2 separate regions of the Mus musculus genome follow, and region 1 is linked to region 2. A link is a loop called in an ENCODE intact Hi-C map of the cell type or tissue named here. Cell type or tissue: heart. All regions are shown on one strand. Links, peaks and the distances in the headings refer to the core of each region. The heading gives the core; the rest is flanking DNA. Region 1 overlaps 9130015A21Rik (RIKEN cDNA 9130015A21 gene). Region 2 has its middle 85 kb from the start of Gm40388.

Evidence for each region. Hi-C counts contacts between places; a loop is a spot of excess contacts. Peaks named below come from ENCODE experiments on the same cell type or tissue, not always from the same donor. Only the 100,000 strongest peaks of a DNase experiment are listed, where the experiment ranks them.
Region 1: it touches region 2 in a loop (2.1-fold over the local background); 4 of 42 quality-filtered maps call a loop at or near these places.

Annotation. Positions count from the first base shown.
Region 1 is chr12:35,671,260-35,679,599 of GRCm38, forward strand. It overlaps 9130015A21Rik (RIKEN cDNA 9130015A21 gene), which reads right to left. Exons shown (of 5, transcript NR_045050.1): 4 at 2,852-3,020; 5 at 1,031-1,280. Among named protein-coding and RNA genes, the nearest start is that of 9130015A21Rik, 20 kb to the right of the region's middle. In heart, for the core only: a CTCF peak has its summit at 3,457 (motif pointing left); no DNase peak of the experiment used is centred there.
Region 2 is chr12:35,827,186-35,835,525 of GRCm38, forward strand. No RefSeq gene overlaps it. Among named protein-coding and RNA genes, the nearest start is that of Gm40388, 85 kb to the left of the region's middle. In heart, for the core only: a CTCF peak has its summit at 4,322 (motif pointing left); no DNase peak of the experiment used is centred there.

The DNA of each region.
Region 1 (8,340 bases), core at 202-8,201, 160 kb before region 2:
TATTGAAGGTTTTTCTCTTCCTGGGAAGAGGTAGAAAACATGAGTGTTTGTTCCTTTGTTTGTTATTATTCTTTGCTGAAAAAAAATATGGAATGACTCATGTTTATTATTTCCTCATCTGTGGCCAATGTTTTTCCTGTCTTTATGAGTTGATCTCCACGCCCCAGGCAGTCCTAGAATTTTCTTTTGTATTTTATTTTACTTATGACTGCATAGTTCAGTACCCTAGGTTCAGAAATCAATTGATCATCTTTAAATCAATTGATTCATGCCTTGGAAAACTCTGATCACAATAGTATAAACAGAAAAAGTAAAGAAGGAAATCAGGGCAAAAGGAAGTAATTGGTCAATGAGTTTGAAGCAAAGATCAGCAGAATCTAAGTCCGTCCATCAGGCAGCAAGCTCTTGCCCAAGCATCACTTCATCCCCGCAGAACAGCAGCACTTCACAGATCTCTGTAACATCCCATATTTTTCTATCACTAAACAGACAGGTTATGATTATAATTCTAGAAAAATCCTTCCTCTTCCTCCTGATAAAATTTGACTTTCAGCACCCATGAACTCACAGCTTCTGTGCCGAGGGTTCCTTTCATTTCATATCATTCTCTCTTCAATTTATGTATTTGTCTCTTCTAAATTCAGCAGCGACTGGACTTGTGTTTGACAGACTTATTGGACTCTAGGGCCAGACAAACGCTTACTGAATTAGTGGACTGTGATGACTCACTTTATTGCCTTAGACAAGTTACTTAGCTGAGTTTTATACTTTGTAAAATGAGGATTAATATTACTATTTAACCTAAAGAACCTTCTTGAAGATTATATAAAATAATTCATGCAGAAAACAACCCTTGACCCTTTTTTTTTAATGCTCAGTAAATATTAGATGTGGTATTTTAAGACATTTTTGAAGAATATTTTATTTAATCATCCAAATATCATCATCATCATCAATAACAGTCATGAAGATGGACATTTCGTTTTCTGAGGTTTTTTTTTTTTTGTTTTTTTGTTTTGTTTAGAAGACCTTTGTTTTATTACTTCAATACCATGTTTAAATAGGTAGACTTGCTTCTCACTAAAACCAAACAGTGCTTGATGATTCAATGAGATGACTCAGTAGGTAAAAGCTTTATTCAGTGTCTTTGTTTCCATCGCTGTGAAAAAACACCATGACGAAAGGTAACTTGAGAGGAAAGGTATTATTTCTTCTTGTACTTCCAGATAACAGTCCATGGCAGAGGGAAGTTGTGGCAGAAACTCAAGCAAACCAGAAACCTGTAGGCGAGAAACGAAGCAGGAACATTGTTTACTGGTTTATTTCTCATGCCTTGCTCAGCCTGCTTTCTTATATAATCAGCATCATTTGCCCAGGATTGGCACTACCCACAGTAGGCAGGGCACTAGCACATCAATTACTAACTATAAAACTGCACTACAGGTTTTCCCACAGGCCAGTCCGGTGGTGGTATTTCCTCTATTGAGATTCCATCTTCCACATAATTCTATCTTGTGTCAAGTTCACATAAAACTAGCCACACATTCTATAAGCCTGACAGACAGCCTGGAAGAACAGAAGAAACTCCTTAATGCCTGTCATGGCATACCTCTGCCTGTGCTTACATATACACATGACACATCCGTGAATGATACATTTTTAATTAAGTACAAAGAAATAGAAGCATGCTGTCACTGTAGTAAAAGGACTATGTTACAATAGGACATTAGAAAGTGCTTGTAGGTAGAAATTCTCAACGCTCTTGGGGCATCCCTCACCGTCAGTGTCATCTCTGTTTGGGGCTGGACTAGTGTGCATCTTCCCCAGGACCTATTTTATGAAATGAATACCATGTTTTAAATAAAGATTCAGAGTAGATTAATTTGCCAACAGAAGGCAGCTATAGACTTTTCTTTGTCATGGGACTGAAAAGAAACAAATTTCTACCTCAATCAAATTTTATATTTTCTCTATACAAATATGTTCGGATATTTATTAAATGTCATATGTACTCTACAATCCATATTTTCAGAATATTTTACACTAAAACTTTAGATGTTTTGACAATAAAAATATTCCAAGGGCAATGTTTTGTGCGTGATCATTCCATCTTTCCTTTTACACCAGCTTCTCCGAGTACACTATGTAACCAATGGTGTTTCGAGGGCTCTGTCTTTGAAGTTTGCAGTGAGGAAACACACTTCATCATCTCCTTAACTCCTTCTGAGCATTCATCTCTAGACTGCTAACGAACCTGGACTGAGAATATACTTCCAACCAACTTCATCACCTACCCCTAAAACAGTCAAAAAGATTTTGTTTTCTAATGCTTGGCAACAGATTTGAAAACGAATTTGTTTCCTACACTGGCCAATCATTTTGTAACTTTCACTTATTTTAACAATTGTGGCAGATTCAACAACTTCAATCTAAAAAAAATCCAGAATTTTTTTTTCCACATAGAAGGTTTTTGTTTTGTTGTGTTTTGTTTTCATGCTGGCTGACACGGGAAAGAGAAAATAACATTGGAGTCTATAGTAAATCTTTCAATATGGTGACCATATTTTTAGGTTTCAAGAAGGGTTGAGGGGCACATGAGGAAGGTCCCACAAAGGAGAGTGAGTATGGAAAATGGTAACATTCCTATAACAGATGCTGTCTTCTGAACTCCTTGGATGACATGCATACACATACATACAAAGAGGCAAAATATTCAAACATAAAAAACTATTTTTTTAAATGTTAAAAAAAGTTTTGAAGTACATTTTTTTCTCTCCTTTACGGTTCTTTCTCATCTAACAATATACAACATAGTACAGGAAACTCTGGCAAGCTTTGACCCCAAACATACCTAGACTCGTAGAAGGCTGTGAATTGGCACAGGAAGGCAGTAAAGGCAGGGTGGCTCCCAGCAGCAGTGCTCATGGTGGAGCACTAGACCGGAATTGAGCTGAAAACTATAGAGTGTAGCAGAGTAGAATTGGTGCCGGAATAAGTGATCAGAAATGCAGGAGCAGGACCTAGTTGGGCAGAAAATAGGACAAGTGATTAGATATCCCAGGATCCTTAATCAGGGGACACTTGTCCTCTAGACATTAAGCTAAGAGCTGTTCATAGTTTACAGTTAAACACCTCTTTAGAGAACTGCCTGGCTCCAAATGGGGGGAGGGGGGTCTTGTTCTCTCCCCATCCCTCAACCCCTTATTCTTAACTCAATTCCTTTACATCTTGTAGCACCTAACAACGTTTTCTCTTAACTTTTGGCTAGATTTTATTTCCTATGGTTGTATGTCCCCACACATTTTTTTAAATGGTTCGAGTTATTGTACAAAGCAACGAGCTTCGCGTTGACCCTTTTTTTTTCAAAAGGAGTCCATACTTTGACCATACCCATTTCCCATTACCTCCTCCTAGGTTTTCTTCCAGCTCTTGTATAGTAGACTAGCGCCCCCTCCTGGAAACAGCCATGGTCCCTAGCTAACTGGTGAGCTAGTTACTCCAAGAGACTGGGTTTTTCCACAGATGGGATCCACTCCCACAATCCCCTGTGACACTATTCTAATGCTACTGTATCTGAGATCAAATAGTTGTTTAGCACCATCTGCTGTATAATCCCAATTCTCTTTTTTCGGGGGACGGGGGTGGGGGAAGAATTAACAGTCTCTACTTCTAGATAACCAATCATGGGGGATGAAGAAACGTGAGTTTCTTTGGAGTACCAATGATCTAAGAGGCAAGGTGAAGAGATGCTATCCGTTCCCTTTTGCTCCTTTTATTAGCTCAGCTTGGAAAACTAATCTTTCTCATCAATGGCATTTAAGACCGATTCAGCTGATGTTCAATTATAAGGTAAGCAGAAAGAAGAAAAAACAATCTAAAAATGAAACAAAACAAAACAAAAGAAAACAACAACAACAACAACAAAAAAAACCCTAACTACAAAAAAAATCTTCTGGGTATATTAAGACATTTTACTTCTATCAAGTAGTCAACAAGAAACCAAGAAGCATCTGTGGGCCCATGCTGATGACTGTATCACCTTATAATCCATATTCCATTACCTTGACAAACCGTCTATGACTACAGAATAGAAACATTTCCTTAAAGACATTATAAATTATTTTAAATGGGAAAAAACAGGCTATTGTCTTAACCATAGTTCTATGGATGTGGAGAGACACTATGAGCATAGCAATGCCTATATAAGAATGCGTTTAATTGGGGCTAGCTTATGGTTTCAGAAGTTTAGTCCATTCTTGTCATGGCAGGGAGCACGACAGCACACAGGCAGACATGGTGCTAGAGAAGTAGCTGGGAGATCCACATCCTGAGTCATAGACAGAAGGAAGAGATAGATGCTGGACCGGGATTAAGCATTTAAAACCTCAAAGTCCACCCCCAGTGACACAATTCTAATAAGGCCACACCTACCCAACAAGGCCACACCTCCTAATCCTCCTAACTAGCACCACTCCCTGATGACTAAGCATCTGAGCCAATGGGGGTGGGGAGCGCCATTCTTATTCAAACCACCATAACTGTGACAATTATTTATGCCTTCACCTCCCAGCTTAAGAAATGAGCTATGTGGGGGTTGGAGACATAGCTCAATCCATAGCAACACTTGCTGCAGCATATGAGGAACTGTTTGGATTCCAGTACCCAAGCATCATGCGGCCATATGCACATGCCTATAACTCTACTGCTGTGGGGAGAGAGGTGGTGGAGACAAGTTCAGCCGGGCTTGCTGGCTGCCAGTCTAGCTTCAGCTTTGGTGAGAGATACGGCAGGAATTGATAGATTGTGGTTGGTAGTATCTTCATCTGGCCTCTACTTAGATACCTGTGCATGCAGATCTGTACCACACTCACACACTAAATACATACACATAAAGGATTAAAATATTTCAATAATGTCCCTCATCTCCCGCTCCTTAAACATAACCCTCTTTTTCATTCTGGTGTTTATCAACCCACCTTTTACTTTCTTTGCATTTTCAATCTGTGTGACACGTGTGCTCACCTGAAAGTGTTCTGCATTTCGCTTTTCATAATTGTTGTGCCTATGAAATTGTGTTTGCTGTATAATGCTCTATTCTGCTGTCAGCCCTTTTTCTGAGAGCATGCATTGAGTCTGCTACAAAATCAGCCAGTTCAAATGAATACCTTTATTCATATTTCTTTGTGAATTTGTATAACAGGGATATACATGCAGAAATGACACTACAGGGCCATTTGACATGGTTTGGATATTATATGTGTCCCCAAGGTTCATGCACTGTAAGATTCTGTGCAGTGCTGCTGAGGAGGCAAAGCTTCTAGAGAAGGTGCCCAAGTAGGTAAGGAGGTCATGGGGCCTCTCCTAAAAAAAAAAAAAAAAAAAAAAAAAAAAAAAAAAAAAAAAGAGGATAGTGTAGTTCTTTAGGAATTCTATTTACTTTTAAACTCTATTTTGTTTTTTTTTTTTTTTTTTTTTTTTAGTATTTATTATATAGAGGGGAAGCCTTCTCTTTCTTCTCTGTTTTGTCTCTGCATGTGTTAATTTATAACACCATCAACCACAAGATTCTTCCAGAAGCCAAGCAGGCCACTAAATAACACCTCAAATAACCTAGCTAGAAACAAGTGTAATGACCCATATGATTACAAAGCATTTCTGAGAGAAATCACAAGCTGGAAGCATAGTTCATTACTATAAAGTTTGGTGTTTTAAAATTTGAAATCATTCTAAATTATTTCATAAATGAATTATGTAGTTGAAGAATGTTTTGATACAAATTAAAAACTTCATGAAAATGAAAAATAAACAAGAATAACAAGGACAGGGTGACAGAATAAGAGAACTAGAGAAACCACATTGTTGGATCATTAGACTTCTTACTATAAATAGCTAGACAATGTGGTTAAGAATAAAGATGACAAATAGGCAGAGAAAGCCAAACTGAAAACCTAGAAACACACACACACAAACACCACAAACACACACACATACACACACAAACACATGCACACACATAACACACATACACACATGCACACACACACATGCACACAATACACATACACACAATACACATACACACAATACACACACATACATGTGACTAATTGTCTTGGTCAGGGTTTCTATTCCTGCACAAACATCATGACCAAGAAGCAAGTTGGGAAGGAAAGGGTTTATTCAGCTTACACTTTCCACACTGCTGTTCATCACCAAAGGAAGTCAGGACTGGAACTCAAGCAGGTCAGGAAGCAGGAGCTCATGCAGAGGCCATGGAGGGATGTTCTTTACTGGCTTGCTTTCCCTGGCTTGCTCAGCCTGCTCTCTTATAGAATCAAGACTACCAGCCCAGAAATGGTCCCACCCACAAGGGGCCTTTCCCCCTTGATCACTAATTGAGAAAATGCCTTACAGTTGGATCTCATGGAGGCATTTCCTCAACTGAAGCTCCTTTTTCTGTGATAACTCCAGCTGTGTCAAGTTGACACAAAACTAACCAGTGTATATATATATATATATATATATATATATATATATATATATATATTTGTGTGTGTGTGTGTGTGTGATACAAATGAACAGAAATGTACAGAAAATCTAAATTCTTTAACAGGATTCTAACTGTGGTACCTACATACAGTTTTTAAAAACTAAAAGGAAAGAAAGAAAAATATTTTCCAGAGAAGAGAAACTTTTCAGAAAGTGGTAGGTTACTTGAATACTTTAATAACAACACAATAACAATAATAATAGTAATAATAATAATAATAAAGTTCTGAGCCCTGCCTCACTCTAGTCACACAATAATTGGCTATATATTGATTGTAGATCTACATGAAAAATATAAAATACTAAAGCTCCATAAAAAATATATGAAAAAATTATGACCTCTCACTGTGTGGGTTGTGGGGATCAAACTTAGGTCTTAGAACTTGGAGGCAGTGTCTTTATCCACTTAGTTATCTATCCTGTTAACCCAAAATTATCAAGGTAACCTCTCTTGCACCAGAGGTTGGGGAGATCTTATGTAGCACAGACTAACATTGAATTAAATATGTAGAAAAAGGTGGTCTTGAATTTCTGATCCCCTCACCTCCACCTCTCAATTGCTGGAATTATAGTCATGTGCCACTAAGCTAGGCTTATGCAGTGCTAAGAATCAAAGCCAAGGCTTCACACATGGTAGAAAAGCAGGCTACGAAAATGAGCTTCCTTACCAGTCATATTCATTTTTGTTATTCTTTGTTTGGGTGGCTTTAAAAAAAATCTTTTTGTTTGTTTTGTTTTTGAAACAAGATTCCCTTTGCAGCCATCGCCGGCCTGGAACTTGCTATGTAGACCAGGCTGATCTGGAACTCACTATGTAGACCAAGCTGGCCTCCTTGACTTTGCTCTTTTCTCTCTAGTGCCAGGATTTCAGGCAAGTATTTCACCTTGAGCTTCAGAAAGTACATCTTAAATTTAATTCTTAAAAAAAGCTAAGTAAAAATGATACATTGGAATGTTTTGTCAATCAGTACCTCTTCAAAGGATAACACTGAAACAGCAAATAGGTAAGCCATTTGCTGAGTATCAAAATAGTTTAAAACATGGCACGAAATGGTGTATATAAAGAAAATAAAAATAATGCTCACCAATCAATAAGAGAAACAAAAATCAAAACAATTACAAGATAGACAAAAAAAAACAAAACAAAAAAACCTGAAAGTGAATCATGAAAGAAACCATCGAAATGCCTTTAAGTGCATAAAAACATGTTTTAATAGTTGTCAGATACCTATAAATTCAAACTGAAACAATATTCTGTACTCTCATCATTACAATAAAAATTTTAAAGATAATACATTATAAGTATGCAAGAGGTAAGAGTCAAATGAAACTTCTGTTGCTTAGCAGAGAAAAAGCTGAAGTTAAGCCAACAAGTTGGATCAGCGTGCAAAGGAACTTGCTGCCAAGTCTAACCACTGAGGTCAATCTCTGGGGCCCACATAATAGAAGGAGAGAACTGCTTTCCATAAATTATCCTCTGAGGGATGAACCGCCCCCTCCCCCCACATAATACACACTCACAACTATAATAAATGATAAATAGATAATGCTAAGAACACATATCCAAGAGTCATGCTATAACATGTACCTGACAGAAAGATGTGCATGTTTAACAAAAACAAGAACAATTTCCAAGGCAAGAAGTCCCCAAATGCCTAAGTAGCATAGTCTATGGATAGAGAGAGAGATCGAGAGAAGAGGGAGAAGGAGAGGGGGATGAGAACAGAGACAGACAGAGAGAGGAGAGAGAGAGGAGAGGGAGAGGGAGAGGGAGAGAGACAGGGAAAGACA
Region 2 (8,340 bases), core at 167-8,166:
CCTGTGAGCTAGTAAGCTATGAGGAACTTATGTTGGCAACAACCCCAGCCCATCTCCTTCCTTGTTGTGAACAGTGTGTCCATTGTTCAGCAAGACTGCCACATGCTTATTACACAGCTATGCACACAGTGTGATGGAGGCCGTGCTCCTACCGGCGTGCTGCTCACCTGTGACATAGGCTCACGGCTCAGTTTTGCTGCTAATGGAACCGTGAGTCTAACCCACTCACTCATGCTATTAGAATTACCTGTCATTCTTCTAAAGTTGGTCTTAGAAGCCTTTGGCTGGAAAGAGAGTTGTTTCCTTCTTTGGTTTGTTTCTTTGCCTCTTAGGCTTGAAAGATTCTATAGTACGTTTTCTTTTACACAGGAGAATCCTAGTTGTGGCTTCCTTCAGATTGCCGTCTGTCAAGATAATAATCTCATGTTTTGGGGGGTTCAGGGGGACACGATTCTGGACTAAATTGCATGGCTTGTCCTCCCAAACAAGCAGGGAAGAACACAAGTCCCATTACCACCTTGTGGTGTCCTTTGGTTTCCGATCTCAGCTGCTATCTATCACCACCACGTGACTGCAGACAATTCCAATGGTTAATACTGGTTTTGTTTTTTCTTGTTGTTGTTGTTGTTATTGTTTTTTACTTATTTATTCACTGCTCCCTTCCCACTCACCCCCCCCCCACAACCCTTCCCCCATCTCTCCTCCCCATCTTGTCTGAATGGGTGTGTCCCCCACCCCCTGCCCCGGGTATCCCTCCCACCCTGGCACTTCAAGTCTCTTCGAGGCTAGGCACTTCCTCTTTCTTCCACTGAGGCAGCCCAGCTAGTAGAACATATCCCACAAACAGTCTTTTGGTCTAACCCCTGTTTCAGTTGTGCAGGGCCCACATGAAGGTCAAGTTGCACATCTGCTACATATGAGTGAGCAGGCTTGAGAAGATTGCCTGGGAGGCTGGTGCCTGCAAGATTTCCAGGGCTGTGTGGATTATATGTGGGTCCAACAATTTCATCTTTGCCCTCTCCCTGATGGTAGAGGATTGTCTCTCTCTCTGAGTCTACACAAATGAGATCAGTCTTAAGATGGAACCCACGTTTCTCTTAGTCAATATATAACAGTTATCAATTTATGAAAAGTCAGCACACTGATATTTCTTTGCTCCTTCCTGAATTTCAACCACAGACAATATAAGGTGTACGGGGTGACCAGGTTTATCAGCCCTCTCTGGTTTTCATTCATTTCAGCCCTCATGGATTGTCTACTATTATGAGAGGCAACCAAAAAAGGAGTGAATTCGACTTGGTTCTCTCTTACCTACTATGGGTTTAGAACTGGTGCTCGTACATACCTAGTCAGTGGTTTGTAGTGATAGGAGCTCCTTCATCCCTATCTAATGGTGTGAGAATAAGGACCTAATGTCTCATAGAGATCTCATTACCAGAGCATGAAGTGAAAGGAGACCCTGAAACCATTTCTCCTACCCAGAGTTAGAATAAATTACCAATTGACATAACTTTCTCCCAGAGGTTTTTTTTTTTTGTTTTGTTTTGTTTTGTTTTTAATTGTCTTAGAAAATATATCCAAGACCCATTAAAGCCCAGTACCTTTTATGGCTAACAAGCTTTCATAAGATAGGCAGGAATTTCTTTAGTCTTGCTTCACACTCTTTCTTCTGTTAAATATAATATAAACTCATTGTCTTAGAATTACATTATCTGTGAGGATGTTTTTATAATGATGTCTCCATCTACCTACCAAGCCAGCTGTGTGTGTGTGTGTGTGTGTGTGTGTGTGTGTGTGTGTGTGTGTGTGTAATTTCACAGAAGGAGAAGCCAGGAAGGGAGGAAGCAAGGAAAAGAGAAAACAGTGGGGAGAGAGAAAGAGAAAAGGGAGGCAAACAGCAGAGGAAGGGGGAGGAGCAGAGAGGACAGGACAGCACAGGACAGAATAGGACAAGACATGAGGAGAAATACTTGCCTGACGTTAATAATGGGGGTTTGACAGTAGTAGGTTCAGGTGAATATCTTCACTTCTTTATCTGCATCCTAAAGTTTCTCAATGTCTCGTGAACAAGATGTAGAGAACCCTTTGGTTTTGTAATTAAGGATAATTGTTCGTAATTCATAACACTTCATATTATTTCTAGAATATTTCTTCATACTACTTTACTATTTCCAAACTTCTCATAATATAGCTGTTTCTCTTTGGAAAAAAATGAAAGTAGTTTTAAAAAATCTTGCAAAGGCATTCAAGTCTTTGGGGACCTCTTGGAAAGTATGTCTCCAAATCTCTAGCTGGAGGAAGAAGTGTGAAATGTAAGTTTGTGAGAAGCAGCCACTTAGCCTTCTGATGACCCACACTTGCCAGGCTAGAAATTGTGGGTGCCCTTAGCCCACAATTTCCAATGCACTCAAATAACATTTGGAAGCACATCCTTGGTTGTGTCCCTTGCCTTCACTTAAGGCAGCCTCCAGAAAAAGAAACAGAGGCCTACTTCCTAATTTCTTTTGACCTGCCCTCCCCAAAAGACACCCTACATGTGTGGTGACTTAATCTCAAAGAGACTGATTAACTGCATAAAACCTATTGCTATAGAATTCAGAAGGCAAAGACTCTGAACACTGTAGTAGAAATAGATAGTTTGACTAATGGAAATACCTTTACTGTTATACTGAGGTTTTGAGACAAGCAATAAATCAACCTAAGGGGCCAAAGAGATAGCTCAGCAGTTAAGAGCAAACTGTGCTTGCAGGGGACCAGAGTTAAGAATCCAATGCTTCCTGACTCTCAGAGCATTTGCATTTACGTGGACACACCCAGACAGATACACTCATAGCTAAAAGTAATAAAAACATGTTTTTGAAAAGAAAGAAAAAGCTCAGGATTCAAAAAAGGGGGGAAGAAAATCGAGATAGAAACATGCACAAGGGAGCAAGAGGAGGAACCTCAAGAGAAGTGGGCAGAAGAGCAGCTGTCCTAATTGCATGAGAGAGTTTTTATTCCTTCTAAAATATATTTCATTAATGCTACTAATGAAAGGAAGAAGAGAAGAAGCTTAAGTTGAGATCTGTGTTTGGTTCATTCTAAATATTTTAACATTTGACCAACTTTGCAGAATTCAAAGAGATTAATAGTGAGGAAAATATACAAGTTATAATGGGAAGTGGGGGGGAGGTATCCATGTGTATTTTATTTATTAGGTAGTATTATAAAAATTTGGAAAGAGAAGCAAACACCTGTCTTGATTCTGTGCTGATGAAACTATGTCTTCAGTTATGGCAGCATGAACTGTTGACCAATGACCAAACTCTACACAGAAGAAACAGGAAACATGAGACTTACCAGAATCCACAGTAGATTCTCTCTCTCTCTCTCTCTCTCTCTCTCTCTCTCTCTCTCATACTTGTCTGATTCCTATAATGTAAAGATCTAAATTGAAAAGCATAATAATAATTGATTCCTTAAACATCTCGTTAAGCGCTATAAAAGAATACTCAGTGTCTAAACAGCTGTTAGAGGTGTGGCTGTCCACATAGGCATGGGGGGGGGAACATTTTGACTTCTTTAAAAATAAAAGTTTGATATCGGTGTATAAGAAAATCATGTGCTGATAGGAATGTTCTGGAACAATGTCCGATTTGTTTTAAAGTGGTTGAGTATTCCAGTACACATTTGTGCTGTTAAATTCTTAACTCCAGTGTGTTTCTAGAGGGTGTGAGGGTTCCTCTCTTTTCTCTAGTCTTAACAAGTAAATAGGATCTTGTTCTGTTTAGGAAAGTAGCCTGCTTTGTCCCTTGTAAATTCCAGGAAATCCAATTTGGGGCCAAGTCTCAAAGGAGAAGTCTATCCATTTGTAAAAAGCTTTGCTGTGTGTATGTCCCTGATAAAGAGTCTGATTGACTCCATTGCTCTTTGAACATTTTGTTTATCCACCTAATTATCTTGGGAAAGCTGATATATGCTTACTAAGTTAAAAATAAGGAATTATACAGTAGAGCCAACCAGTAAAGCAGGCACACGCTGAAAAGTCACAGGAGTTAGCACAACTCATCTTCTTTTGATAGAATATCCTATTCGGGACTAAAGAGCTGAAAAATAACTGCTTTTCATAGAGGAAAGGGTACCTCACTGACCACGCTGTTAACATGATTTGTTTTATGAGCCATACGATCATGTCAGGTCTGTATAAATCACTGTAATTAAATTCCAATAAGCACTCATGTACGTAACCACATTTATGAGCTCATTTTTCTCTCTGAGTTTCTCACCACTTGGTTTTTTTCAGGTACTTGAAGTCCAGACTTGCTGCAGCATAGTGCCCTCTTCTGGTCAAACTGAAACACTGAATTACAAGAAAGGGACTTGGGAAAGAAGGCAAGCTGGAAAGGGAGAGAGGCTAAGGGGATGGTCAAGGAAAGAGAACGAAGGTAAAAGTGACAGTTAACACGCTAATCTGGGACACATATCCAACCACTGCCTTTGTCACATTTTAGAACTAAAGTTATATTTAGTAAACTGAGTTTGTTTCCGTTGTAAAATAAATTAGGTTTGAAAGATCAAGAACTAACTGAATTGCTATTCAACGTGTTCTAAAGTTGATATATGCCATTTACTGTTTTATCATGTTCAAAGAGAAACATGTCAACTAGTCGTTCTCTTATCCTAGAGTAGCCAAAGTGGCCCTGAGGCCATGAGTCTCTCACTCTAGTGGACATCAAGGGCTCCCTCTGAAACACGACCTAAGCACCATGCTAAGATTCTGAGTTACTGTGATCCCAGATTTAAGATTCTCAAGTGTCTTACCTATCTTTGAGGACAATTATGAATTTCTCTATTTCTCTCAGTCAGAACACAATGGTCACTGTGTAGCCCAACAAGTCCCTGTAAACCTTGACTAGATACTGTGCATGCTAATCAACTACTGTCCGTCCTGACTAGCCACTGTGCACCCAGACTAGACATTGTGCACCCAGATTAGACACTATGCATCCAGACCCTGCCATTGTACACCCAAACTAGACATTATACACCCAGACCAACCACTGTGCACCCTGACTACATCCTATGCACCCAGACCCAGGTACTGTGCATGCAGACCCAGCCATTTTCCACCCAGACCAGACACTGCACCCAGACTAGACACTGCTCCCAACCCCAAGCCCTGTGCACTCAGAACCAGTCTTTGAGCACCCTGCCCAGCCATTGTGCATACCCTGACTAGCCTCAGTCCTCTGCAAGTGCTTCCCCCAGCAGGCGTGTGAACAGCATTATCAACAACAGCCACAGTTAACTGGTTTTCCCTGAATATTTCCTATACAATAGGGACTTTGTTCCAGTTTCTTTATATTTCCATAGCCCTTACACAGTTGTAGCTTTGAAAATGCATCTCTTCTTTCTTTATTACAAATTCTGTGTAGGGTGAAACAGAACAGAACATATATACACCTACCACGAGTGGCAAGTGTAAAATTCCTCCTCCTTTCCTTTGCCATGTAAATTAAATAATAATTAACTTTAGATTAATTAGATCAGGGTCCTTACTAATCTTGGAGAACTGGTTGCCTTCAGAGTTGTTCAAAGATCACGTTCTGGGGAACAGAGAAATTACTAACTGATGTTAACTTCCTTCCAAATATTATAAACATGCCGTTCCTCATACTCCTCTCAAACTAATTGATCCATGTCCCATTCTGCTGTTCCCTTTCCCAGAAGTGCAGTCATGTTCTGATCCATTTTCTCTGGGTTGTTTATGGACTGAGATGAGGAAAAGAAGCAGAGAAATCTTGAGATTAGTTCTCCTGGAGTCTAATCCTTTCCTGGGATGTCTACTCAGAGCTCAGCCTCTTTCAGCAGCACTAGTAAGCAGACACTGGAAGGCTTTGCTTAAGAATGCTTTCACCCCACCTGCTCTATAACTCTTTTGCCACCTATGAGGTCATCTACTCCCTATCCTCCCTCCCCCTGTATGTGGGGGTGGGAAAGATCTGCAATGCCCCTGGCAACAGTCTCAGTAAAAGAGTTTGGTTGAGTTGTTTACTATCCTTGAAGCAACACTAGACAGGAGATGAAAACAGAAGAGGTGAACTGGAGTCATGCACCCAACATTAGAAAAGAAAAGGCAACGTTCTAGACAAATCACATGGCTTGGGAACAGGGCAAGGACCTAGCAGGAAAGAAAATTGCTTACTAAATGCTCCCTCTTGAAAACTTACAGGAGAAGATTTTTCAAGAAGTAAAAGATTCATAACCCTATGATTCAAGAATCTGGAAGTGAGTGTGACTCATTCTGGTTGCAAGGCAGAGAAAAGGCTGTTCTGACTGAGTAACTAGCAATCTCTAGAGAGGAGCAGGGAAATGAGGAAGCTGAAGAATGCTCTGTGGATACACAGACCACAGGAACAAAAACAAACAGAAAAGTAGGCTAACAAGACTAATTTCCAGATGAAACATCTCTACATTTTTATAGTCAGTAGAGCGGCTTTATTCGTAGTTTTTGCAGCAAAAACAATGGTCAAAAACAGGAGATTTATTCCTTAGGGCAAATACAAGACCAAAGGATATAAGGAAAGAATGCCTGTGGGCTGGGGCTATAGCTCGGTGAGTAGAATGTTTGCCTGGAATGCACAACACCCTGAGCTTGATCCCCTTTAATCCCAGCACTTGAGAGGTAAAGGCAAGAAGATCAAAAGTCAAAGAGCATCTTTGGCTACATGGAAAGTTGGAGGCAGACTGAGCTACATGAGACATTCTTAAGAAAGAGAAGAAAGGGAGGAGAAGGGAGGGTAAGAGAGGGGAGAGGAGAGGAGAAGAGAGGAGAGGAGAATGCCTACTTAGCCTCTTTCAGTCATGGGAGAGATGAGTCTGCATCACCAAGTAGCTGTTCTTATCCTAAGTAATCTAAATCAATTTCACTAGCGTGAAAAACTAACCTGCTCAAATATTGTATGATTTGTTCTCTTACTGCCATCTTGTGAAGTTCTAGACAAAGTGGATGACATTATCTCCATAGAAAATGTCTTATTCCTTCCTAGAAGACAGAAGCCATGGATGGAGTGCCAGCGGCTTGCTGCACCTTGATACTGAAAGCCAAGTACTAGAATACTGAGGAGCACAACGTCAACCACTGGCTTGCTCCTCTTCTGGAACTTGTTTGCCTCTGGGTGGTAAAAGGGTAACATGTTCCCCGACTTAGAACCAATTTTAACAGCATTGAAAAATGTAGATCCAATTCTGTATCAGCTTATCTTAAACCAACAAGATAAGAGGAGAGAGACATTTCGTCAATACAGTCAAGGGTCTGATTTGGCTGGGCCTGGAGTGGGGAGCAACCCCACATCCTCTAGGGACTCTTAAGATCATCAAATGGCTTCACATTAACTGCATTTCCTAGTAGAAAAAGTGCAGCTTGGGCAAGCAAGAGTTCTCAAAATGTGACTCAATGATAGTTTGGTGGGGACAAAGAAGGAAACGCTGGGAGAATTGGGGCTTGGGGTTCTTTTGTTTTGTTTTCAACCTCAGCAGGGTCTGAGGGCACAGTCTCTGTCCAGATGGTGTCTCTAAAAGACAGAAGATGTGAGAAGCACAACCGGTTCCTCCAGCTGCTTGAGCAGACCTGAGTCTCCAGAAGTACATGACACATAATGGGGTCCGACATACCAGAGACACACAAAATGGTGCCAAGCCCAGGGCATTGCCTGCTTCCTGCCCTCTGTCCACAAACACACTGCTAGGACATGCTGTTCCTCACGTACACCCTCACATTACACAGTTGCACACCATTCAAGATTATTGGACTATAGCTGACTGAATGAAGTATGTATACATATGCCAGTGAAATCCTGAATTAACCTAGATCTGCACTCTGGTGCTGGTCTCCAAAGTCTTCTTCCCAGATAACTCATTGTGTCTTCACCACCCTCACCCTCCATGCTACTAGAACAACTCCCCACAAAGGTCTACTTTAGAAATGGTGCTTTGTATAACAAGTTCCAGGACAGGTGATTGGAGACTTCTAAAAATGGCCAACTAGACATGAGTATCTGGATGCCCTGGAGATTTGCAGTTGTACAGAATTATCTTTACTTCTTTGCTTTGATAAAGACGGTTATTCTGTGGATTTTCCATCAAGAGTTTTATCAATATGGTTTGTAATGTTATTTAAGAAAAATGGGAAAATGGTTCAGTGTTTCTACAATCAGGTAAAATGTAAGTGATTGGATAACCATGAGGCATCCCAGTTAAAAGATGGACGTTGAAAATGGTATTTCAAGGACAATTCGAGGGATCTCATTCATGTCTTTTTGGTCGTTTATGCTTTGATGATGGTAGGAAAGGTCCATTTAC